2 separate regions of the Homo sapiens genome follow, and region 1 is linked to region 2. The links are chromatin loops, found by intact Hi-C in ENCODE. Cell type or tissue: tibial artery. All regions are shown on one strand. Links, peaks and the distances in the headings refer to the core of each region. The heading gives the core; the rest is flanking DNA.

The links. Hi-C counts contacts between places; a loop is a spot of excess contacts. Peaks named below come from ENCODE experiments on the same cell type or tissue, not always from the same donor. Only the 100,000 strongest peaks of a DNase experiment are listed, where the experiment ranks them.
Region 1: a loop joins it to region 2, with 13 times the contacts of the local background. A loop is called at or near these places in 1 of 110 quality-filtered maps.

The regions. Positions count from the first base shown.
Region 1 is chr4:21,565,814-21,571,203 of GRCh38, forward strand. The region is part of intron 1 of KCNIP4 (potassium voltage-gated channel interacting protein 4); the gene reads right to left. Among named protein-coding and RNA genes, the nearest start is that of MIR7978, 100 kb to the left of the region's middle. In tibial artery, for the core only: no CTCF peak of the experiment used is centred there; a DNase peak (open chromatin) is centred at 2,888.
Region 2 is chr4:21,627,827-21,633,216 of GRCh38, forward strand. The region is part of intron 1 of KCNIP4 (potassium voltage-gated channel interacting protein 4); the gene reads right to left. Among named protein-coding and RNA genes, the nearest start is that of MIR7978, 170 kb to the left of the region's middle. In tibial artery, for the core only: no CTCF peak of the experiment used is centred there; no DNase peak of the experiment used is centred there.

The sequences.
Region 1 (5,390 bases), core at 217-5,216, 62 kb before region 2:
GATTGCTGAAATATAAAATGGGATTAGACCATGGGGAAAACTGGTGACTGATTCTGCCAGACCAAATCAAAGAAAGCTTTAAAGAGAAGTGATGTTTCAAGCAGCTCTGGATATCCAAGTAGAATTTATCTGCCAGATAGCACAAAAAAAGAAGGATGCTCTAAGTAGAAACAATAGTATCTGATAAGCAGGGAAGCATGAGCAAGCAAAGAACTGTAGGGAAACTAATGGGAGACAGGAATTGTTGGAGCAACAGTCACATACAGGAACAGGTAAAGAAACACAGTCAATGTCACTGAGAACTGGATTGTGAGATCCCTCTGATTCCACAATCAAGAGACAGGGCGGAGCCGAAAGTATTTTTAATTTAATGTTGGCAATAGTGTGAAGAATGAGTTGGTCTGGGATGAGACAGGTGGCAAGAGGCCAGTCAGGACACCAGTGTCACAGTCTCTAGACAACAGGTGAATAGACCTATTGATATGGTTTGGATTTGTATCCCTACCCAAATCTCATGTCAAATTGTAATTCCCAGTGTTGGAAGAGGGGCCTATTGGGAAGTGATTAGATCATGGGAGTGGGCTTCCCCCTTGCTATTCTTGTGCGGTGAGTGAGTTCTCAGGAGATCTGGTTGTTTAAAAGTTTATAGCACCTCCCCCTTCGCTCTCTTCCTCCTGCTCCACCCATGTAAGACATGTCTGCTTCCCCATTCGCCATCCACCATGATTGTAAGTTTCCTGAGTCCTCCCCAGCCAAGCTTCCTGTACAGTTTATGGAACTGTCAGCCAATTAAACCTTCTTTCTTTATAAATTACCCAGTATCAGATAGTTCTTCATATCAATGTGAGAACAGACTAATACACTTATACAAGGCAGTAGAGGTAGAAAGGAAGAGACAATACTTAGAGACATTTGGGAGTAAGAAGACTTAGAGCTTCCATTTCAGGTGGATTGAGAGATTTACTCCTGATGAGAGGTCAAAGGATTCCTATTGAACCAGACATCAGTTGCTGGGGAACAGTCATATGTGACTGCAACATCAAGGAACCCACAAATGCAGCCTCGCACACATACAGGACATAAAGCCAAACTGCAAAAGGTAACACATCAAAATACCTCTATATTGTGTAATGCCAGATTTGTGTAAATCAGAAAAGAACTGCCAGGCTCACCAACAACCTCATTTATATTACGGTAACTATCAATACCGAAAACTGTTATTTCCTATTATATTTTTAAAAAGTCAAATTAATAAACTTCAATTATGAACAACCAGCATTTATTAATTATCTCCTATAATCACTATGACAAAGATAGTTAATTCCCTGCCCGGTATATATGCTTGCTTCTACTTTAAGAACAAATCCACAATTTTATTAAGATTAGCAAGTACCCAATTTAATAAATATATATGTGTAGATCTATATATTATATAGATATGTGTACATTTGTGTATATATACACATACCTATATTTTTTCCTTCTCTCATGAAGCTAGGGGTGGCCAATGAGATATGAATGGAAGCCACTGGCTGATGTATCTGAGGACCTCTTTATAGGGGTCTAGACTTATATGGAAGGGGGCCCATTGTCCTCCCTGCCACCCCCTCTTTCTTGCTTCTTGGATGAATTTGTAAAGGCCAGAACTCATGAATAGACACAAGCACCAATCTTAGTAGAATAAAACAAAACAAAACAAAAAACCTTAGTATACATAATAAAAATTTAACACTAAGTTGTATCAGCTAACACTATTTGGATTTTCTGATGTGTACAATGCAACCTAATTAACATGTCATATAGCCAGCATCATGCTTAGAGCCAGGGAAAGCAAAGATAACTAAAATACATAAACCATCTGAAATACCACAGGATAGGGAATATAACTTTAAAAACAATACCTTTCCATTCCCCACCCAAATAGTCTAATATAAACTGAAAACTGGATGAGGATGGAAGTTACTTTGTAGTCACGACAATATTGAGTATCCTGAGGAATCAGTTCTCTATCAAGTAGCGTGAGTGATAACTCATACCTCATCTCAAAGCTTAACATTTTTCTAGGTACCAGTGGGGCAGAAACACATGATTCCTAGTCCCAAACAGTTCACAACGCAGAAGGGGAGCCAGAACAGTACTTGATAATAAGTAGCATATATTTATGGCCATAGTCAGCGCTGCTATGTAGTTTTTAATTCAACAAATATTCCCCATGATAACTTGCCCTGAGGGAGAGAGTCATGAGTGTGCAACAATATTGCCCTGTTTTCAAAACTAGGTTTTGAGGGGGAGGATAAATAGAATTCAAATCGTATTATAATATGGTAGACTTGTGTGAACTTAATAAGTGACAATCCTGGTGGACCCCAAATTCATGTGTTGAGTTTCTAATCCCTACCACCTCAGAATGTCACCTTATTTGAAAATAAGATCATTGCAAAAGCAATTTCTAGTTATGATGAGGTCATAGTGGAGTAAAGTGGGCCCCTAAACCAATATGACTGATGTCCTTATGAAAAGGAGATATTTGGACATAGACATATACACAGGGACAAGGCTGTGTGAACCTGATGGTTGATATTGAGTGTCAACTTGATTGAATTGAAGGATGCACAGTATTGTTCCTGTGTGTATCTGTAAGGGTGTTGCCAGAGGAGATTCACATTTGAGTCAGTGGGCTGGGAGATGCAGACCCACCCTCAATCTGGGTGGGCACCATCTAATCAGCTGCCAGCATAAAAGCAGGCATGGAAAGAGCAGACTTGCTGAGTCTTCCAGCCACCATCTTTCTCCTGTGCTGGATGCTTCCTAAGTTCAAACATCAGACTCTAAGTTCTTCAGCTGTTGGACTCTTGGACTTACCCCAGTGCTTTGCCAGGGGCTCTCTGTGGCCTTTGGCCACAGACTGAAGACTGCACTATGGGCTTCCCAACTTTTGAGTTGTTGGGATTCGGACTGGCTTCCTGGCTCCTCAGCTTGCAGACAGCCTTTTGTGGCACTTCACCTTGTGACTGTGTGAGTCAATTCTAATAAAATCCTCTTCATATATTCATCTATCCTGTTAGTTGTGTCCCTTTAGAGAACACTGACTAATACAGTGAAGATGAAGGAAAAACTCTGGGTAATGCTTCTTCTTCATGGCAAGGAATGTCAAAAATGGTCAATAAACCACCAGATACTAGGGAAGAGGCATGGGTAAGATCACTCTCACCGCATTCAGAGCGAATCAACCCTGCTGATGCCTTGATCTCAGATTTTGAGCCTCCAAACCTGTGAGACAATATATTCCTATTGTTTAAGCCACCCACTCAATTAGCAATACTTTGTTCAGGCTGCTCTAACAAACTAAGACAAGCTTTAATGGAGTCTACAAGTTTGTTGAGACATGTTTAAGTCCCATGCACTAGGACACTGATATTCTAAAAAAAAAAAAAAAAAAAAAAAAAAAAAAAGCTTGATTGACAAGTAAACCCAGATTTTGTTGAATATTTCAACATAATAACACTTGAAAGAAAATAATAGAAAAACTTTGCTTCTTGAGGAGGAAACAGCCCTGTTCTAAAACTGCTTACCATGAGTGCTAGTGAAAGAATTATAAAGAAAGTACAGAACTTTAGTAATTTGATAGTAGAATATTATGAATTTGAGGATTCATGACATTCTTGGGATACATTTTAGAAAAACTGAGAAAGGGCTTCCTCACATAGCAAAGGAGGTAAAATTCAAAAATGATATAAAAATAAGCACTATGAGAGGATAAAAGAGAAAAAGAATACATTGTGGGATCAGAAAAGGAGGTGGCATTTGAGAAGAAACTTGAAGGATGTTCTATTAATCAGAGTCTGGTGTTTTAGACAAAGTCTATTTAATACTGACCATTGGTTACTCGGGTGATTAAAGACTGAAGCTTCTGGGGATGTTGATGTAACCCAGAGCTCAACAGCTTTAGGAAGTTGCTACCATTCTTCAGGCCAGCAGGGGAGAAAAAAAGAAAGAATGAACGAATCTGAAAGGAGAAGCTCCCTGCAGTTGGTAGTTGGACCTCTTAGGGAAAAAAAGCCATTGTTTCACACATACTAGACCACTGAGGGGGCCTGGCTGTTTTTTTACACATCTCAGAGGGGCTCTGCTGTGTGTTGGGAGAATGGGGGTGGGCTATGTGGTACTCCCCCCACTCAGGTAAAGTGACATCAGGGCTAGAAGTGTCAAGGAAGTTGGAGGCTGAAGCCATCGTTGTCTGCCTCAAATGGAGAGGGAGACCCAACCTGGAAGTCAGAAAAGAATCCTTCTTCCAACTTCCACCTCCTGTCCACATTTCCTACTGGCAAAATCTACCCAGAGATGGCTGAAAATGGGAGTCTGGAAAATGTAATTTTTGGAACCTTAATCCTAACTTCTCAGAAAAGAGTAGGTGGTGGATAGCGGTAGGACTTGGAACTAATAGCCAACAGGTAAAAGAGGCAGAGATGTAGAGGTTTTAATGTAAAGAAACAGGGTGAAAAGGAGGTATTTCCCGTTTCCTGAAGGCCCTGAGCATTGGTAAAGAGTCTGGAATGGAAAAGGACAGTTTGGTCAATAATGGTGATTCCCTGATGTAGGTCAGAAATGGGTCTAGGTGATAGAAATGTTAACGTGAACAAAATATACAATAGCTGTTTGTAGACTATTTAATTTAACCTTAGCATCAAGCATGTAATATAGGAAGAAGTAGAAAATAAGTCTAAAAAGGGAGGACAGGAGCCTAGAACTGCATTCTGGATAACTTGTGGCATCCATATGGGAGAAGGATATATAACTCAATAAATCATGTTTAATATCAGTGGCTTTTGAAAATGAGTCTGAAGCATGTCAATGGATTAGGAACATTAATTCAGAGGGTTTATAGAATAGATTCACTTTTCCTAATAGTCAAAGTTATTATTTTATCATTTTCATCATTATCATTGTCATCATTATCATAATTACAATGTTTATCCAGTACTCAATATATAGCAGAAATTGAGCACTTTCCTATATCACATCGAACCCTCCAAACAACACTATACAGCAGCTGTTATTTTCCCTATTTTATATGGGAAGTAACTGAAGATCAAATAGAGTACATCTTTTGGTCAAAGTCATATTGGTTCGACGTGGTTGAACCTGGATTCAAACTCAAGTCTGACCCTAGATTTCTTTCTCTTAAGCATTACATGCTTCTCCGTTTGAGAAAAGGACATCTAGACTCACATCTCCTTTCAAAATATTGTCATCCATGAGGTCACCTCAAGACTCAAGTGCCACCTGGCAGCTTGAGCCATTTCTCTAAGTTCTTCGTTCAGTTCATTTATAATCCCCTCTGAGTGTTACTTCTCCGCCTTCTCACTTCTTTAGGTTTGTCACAGTCCTCT
Region 2 (5,390 bases), core at 146-5,145:
AATAAAACTTTTTCAGAACATGAGAATGATGTAGGAATGGTGCGGTTATATTATGAAAGTTGAGTGTAAATGATTCTTGGGAGGAAAAGATTTCCAAATTATGCAACGAATGGAATTTACTCAACTTTTAAAGATCCAAAGGGAGGTAATATGTATGCAGTAATGCTTGTTTAACAGACCTGGGCTGAGCTTTTCTACCCAAAATAGATATATTTTACATAATAATGCTATATATTGGTTTATTATAAGTTACATGAGCCTGGATTCCTCTGTAAGTATTGCTTACTTTACCTCATTTCAAATTCATTATAGAATTCATGGTTCTTTTGTGCTTTTTTAGAAAAAGATATTTCCCCAATGGATATTTTACTTCCTTTCAACCTGCTTCTTTACCTCCTCCAAAATTCTAAATTCTGACTATTAAACATGATTTAATGAGCTGAGAGTAGGTATGTTCCTTCACTGTGATTACCCAATACCCCATGCATACCTCAATCCTGCCGAGTTGCAATCTTCATTTTGCCTGACTATATCTCTTGTGCTAAACTACTGGCTCTTCAGAAGCAAGGCCGGCTGTTATCCTCAAGGTGTGTAAGTCCTAGCACATGCTGGTACTTGACATATGCTTGATATACAAATTAAAAATGAGCCGTGATGATCCCAGGCACTCAATACTAGTGGCAGTACAGTAAAGTGGCTGAGAGCAAGACGGTCTCTGCAGATCCTTGGCTTAAATTCCCATTGAAAACATTTCATTTCATTTAGAGAAATGTCACTTTGAAAAGTTCTGGCATTTTATGTCCTTTTTAATGCTAACCACAGTTATATTTATCTTTTTTACTATTATTCAATGTGATCCTATGTTGTCTGTACTTTTAACGGCACTAGAAAAAAAACAAGTATCTCCCTACCAATAATAATGAGTCACACAAGTGAAACATATTTAGGTAAATAGAAATTTTGCTATATTTAACCAATCACTATTGAACTTAATACCATAATAAATTATACCCATTTACATTTGATTAGCACTTGCAAGTTTATACACCTTTCCCATAAATTATCTTATTTAAAATGGCACATTAGCTTTTTAATTATATAAGAATTTCACAAATATGTGGTTTTGTGGAAAATCTGAAGTACAAAAGTATATACATTTAAAGGTAGAGTTCTCATTAACCTGAGATAATAAAATTGCATTTTCTCCACACCCCTCCAAGGTGTTGGGTGGGTCACAGGTCAGAAAACTTAGCAAGCCACGAGAGGTAGGCTGACAGATGGTTGGGACTTAGCAGGAGGGTTTGCAAAGCAGTGCAAAGCAATGCAAAAGAAAAGGTTTGCAAAGCAGTGCAAAAGAAAAGCTTGGGCCTGAAATAGAAAATCTATTTTAAAAGAAGACATATTGTGTCAATAGTTATCACAATGATACTTGAGAGTTTAAGCACCCCAAAAGAATAATAAATCAATGATCAGCTTCATCAGATGTAACTGATTGTATTGCATCACTGAAGCTAATGTACAAGAAAATTATCTGGGGGAATTAGCTTGCCTAGTTTCATGGCTCCTTAAGGAAGCAATAATACTAACTACTCTCAAAGCAACAAGAAGGCTGTCAGCTGTAGGCGCTTTCATGTGAAATGCCCCTATTTGATGCCCTGTTAGAGTCCAATTCACTGCTAGTGTTCTTAGACTAAATAAAGAACAGTAGCTGAAGGATTTGCTATCATATCATAATGTGTGAAAAATGCTACAGTGTCCCTTTATGAGATATTAAAACTGTATGTAAATAGAAATAAAACTGCATGATGTCACCATCACGAAGCTAAGTTTTAAAAAATGTTCTTCAAATTCAGAAACAACCTGATACCTATAGGGAATTTAGATTCTTTTTGACTAGAAACATCAAGAGAACAACATACCTGTTTAGTTCGGCACAGTGTACGCTCTATTCTTGGGCGATTTCTACATGAAAATTAGTAATGTCTTGATGTCAGAAAACCATATTTCCTTTTCTTTTTCTTTCTTTTTTTTTTTTTTTTTTTGAGACAGGGTCTTGCTCTGTCATCCAGGCTGGAGTGCAGTGGTGCAATCATGGCTCACTGTAGGCTTAACCTCCTGGTCTCAAATGATCCTCCCACCTAATCCTCTCTACTAGCTGAGACCATAGGCATGGACCACCACAGCTGGCTAATTTTTTTTTTTTTTTTTTTGACTTTTTGTAGAGACGAGGTCTAGCTATGTTTCCCAGGCTGTTCTCAAACTCCTGGGCTCAAGTGATCCTTCCACCTTGGCCTCCCAAAATACTGGGATTACAGGTGTGAGCCACCATACCCGGCCAACATATTTACTTTAAAAAAGCCTTCAGCGCGGTGGCTCATGCCTGTAATCCCAGCACTTTGGGAGGCCAAGGTGGGTGGATCACGAGGTCAAGAGATTGAGACCATCCTGCCCAACATGGTAAAACCCCATCTCTACTAAAAATACAAAAATTAGCTGGGCCTGGTGGCACATGCCTGTCATCCTAGCTACTGTGGAGGCAGAAGAATCGCTTGGACCTGGAAGGTGGAGGTTGCAGTGAGCTGAGATCCTGCCACTGAACTCCAGCCTGGCAACAGAGGGAGATTCCATCAAAAAAAAAAAAAAGAAAAATCCTTCAGAATCCCATTTTCTTCTCTATCATCACCATACTCATGTTCATATTATCTAAGTCTTCATAAATTATATTGATTACTTACTCTGCTTTTTTCTCTTTCCCCGGACCCTGCTGGTTTAGTTTCCAGCATCAAGTGTTAGGCTTATTGCCATCAATTCCTTAGTGCTTTTCTCAAACCTCTCTTCGCTGCAGATACGATGATTGAAAACAAACACACTAACAGATATGGCCATGAAACTTTCCTGTTTAAAATCCTTCAATGATGCCCTCTTCATCCAATGAACAGTTGTTTCCTTAATAGCCTCTAGACGCCCGCAAGAAAGAGCCCAAACTCCTTTGCATAGCATGAAAGATGTTTCTGTTTTTTGCCTAATGTATTGAGTAACATGTTTTGCTACTCTCCTCACACCTACTTTTCAGAAATAACAAATCCCATGTTGTGTCTTGAACACCATATGGTACTTCCCATTCCCATTTACTTTCACACGCCCCTTGCACCTTCCGAAATGTCATCGCTCTCTAGTTCACCTGGCTACTTTCTACATAGTGTTATTCTGTGACGCTTCCTCACTATATTCGGTAAGGAAAATGTACTACCTCTGTATCTTATTATTGCTTCTCTTGTTGCTCACAAGTTATATATGAATTTGTTACATGTTTATTTCTCCTATCAACACATGAGATTCTTGAAGGCATGAACTTTGTCATATTTATCTTCCTATCTCCAAAACCTACTATAAAACATGCTTCATAATAAACACTCAATGAGTATATGTGGTTTGAATGAATGTACTTAAGAGAAAAAAAGATAGTAATATAAGCCATGCTTTTATTTTAATTAATGACATTTTCTAGTTTTCCATTTATTCAAATAGTAAAATTTTACTAAAAATGGTAGTTATGTAAACATTAGCTAAAGATGACCTATTGGACAGGCAATTTGCAAATAAATTATTTTCTTCTTAGATATGAGGTAAATCAATAGTAACTTAGCAATGAAGATATAAACTTAGACATTATACCTATATTCCAGTTGGAAAGGTGGATGGAGTTAATGCTATAAACACTTCAAAAAATGTATTTCTATCCTCCTAATATGGACATCTCTAATAGTTTCTGCAACTCCACGGTATAAAAACCCTCTGCTATGTCCTCTCAAAACACCTCCTCAATCTGGGTCAGGCCTGCCTTTCCTCAATTCAATTCTATCTTTATGTGCCCATATTCTGGACCAATTGTGCTCAATGGCATCTATGCTTTATTTAGAATAAGACCCTCCAAAGTTTCTAACTCTTGAGTCTTTAGTCTACCAATCTGTTCATCTTAAGTGAAAATTGATTTTCCTCTGACTCCATTTTCCTTGAGGGTTATGAAATAAAATGAGATTTGGTGTTCCATCATTTATACATTACCCACCATCTATTCATTCAACAAATATTTGGGTGCCACATTCAAGCCACTATTCCATCACCCTTGCTCTAACTTCCCATCCATTAAGAATTATGCCATCTTTTATCAGGCTTTCTACATCTTTGTGCTATCACAAGGAAACTCCCTCAGCTTTTAATTATTTGAGGACATGTACAATTTTACCTTTTTTTCCTTTTTTATATCCCTGGTTGCTTATGTCAACTTTCACAGTGATGATCTTCTAACATAATAGATTCCATGCTTTTTGATGTTCAGCATTATTGTTACACTTTAGTTTTCTACCACCCTACACTTTCGACTTCAAAAATAGTCTTTTGTCAGAGACAGAGTTTCGCTCTTGTTGCCCAGGCTGGAGTGCAATGGTGTGATCTCAGCTCACTGCAACCTCTGCCTCCCGGGTTCAAGGGATCCTCCTTCCTCAGCCTCCTGAGTACCTGAGATTACAGGTGCGAGCCACCATGCCTGGCTAATTTTTGTATTTTTCACTTGTTTTTTTTGTTTTGGGGGTTTCACCATGTTGCCCAGGCTGTTCTCGAACTCCTGACCCCAAGTGATCCACCCGGCTTGGCCTCACAAATTGCTGGGATTACAGGCATGGGCCATTGTGGCTGGCCAACTTCCATCTTTATAATAACCTCCTCTTTGCCTTTCATGCAATTGCTCTTATTGAAAGTAAATAGAATCCTTTCAATAAATATCTGTCCCAGGGTTTATAATGAGTCACACTTCAGTGCAAGACATACAAAGTAGAACCATGTAGGAACTCTATTCCAATGGAAGTAATAGGAGCTACAAACTTATGAGGGAAGCAGATAAGAAAATTCACCATTACATTAGACTCATATAGGTGCCACAAGAAGGGTATCTGGAGCAGGAGATGGAGGTCCAGCGTAAAGTAATGTCAGCTAAATATTTTGGGAACACTCTTCAAGAATTTCCAACTCAAATGCTTCCATGAAAGCATTAAAAACTATTCCATCCCTCTGGATGCCCCAAAAGAGTTTGCATAATTGTACATAACACAAAAATAATCTTATACTGAGGTTATATTTATGACAAGTTTTGTATCTATTTCTAAACGGTACGTTCTTCCAGCAGACTGATTTAACACTCTTCGGGTCACAGACGTTTTAAAAAATCTTTTTCATAATTATTTGGCAAATTTATACCTATCTACTCTTTAGGGACTTTTGTACAAGCTCCCTCACAAAAATCTTCTAAAGTTATAAGTTTATTGCACCCATTTACATAGAAGGAAACTAAAAATTAACAGCTATGTAAGGCATCTATGTTTACCTAGCTAGTA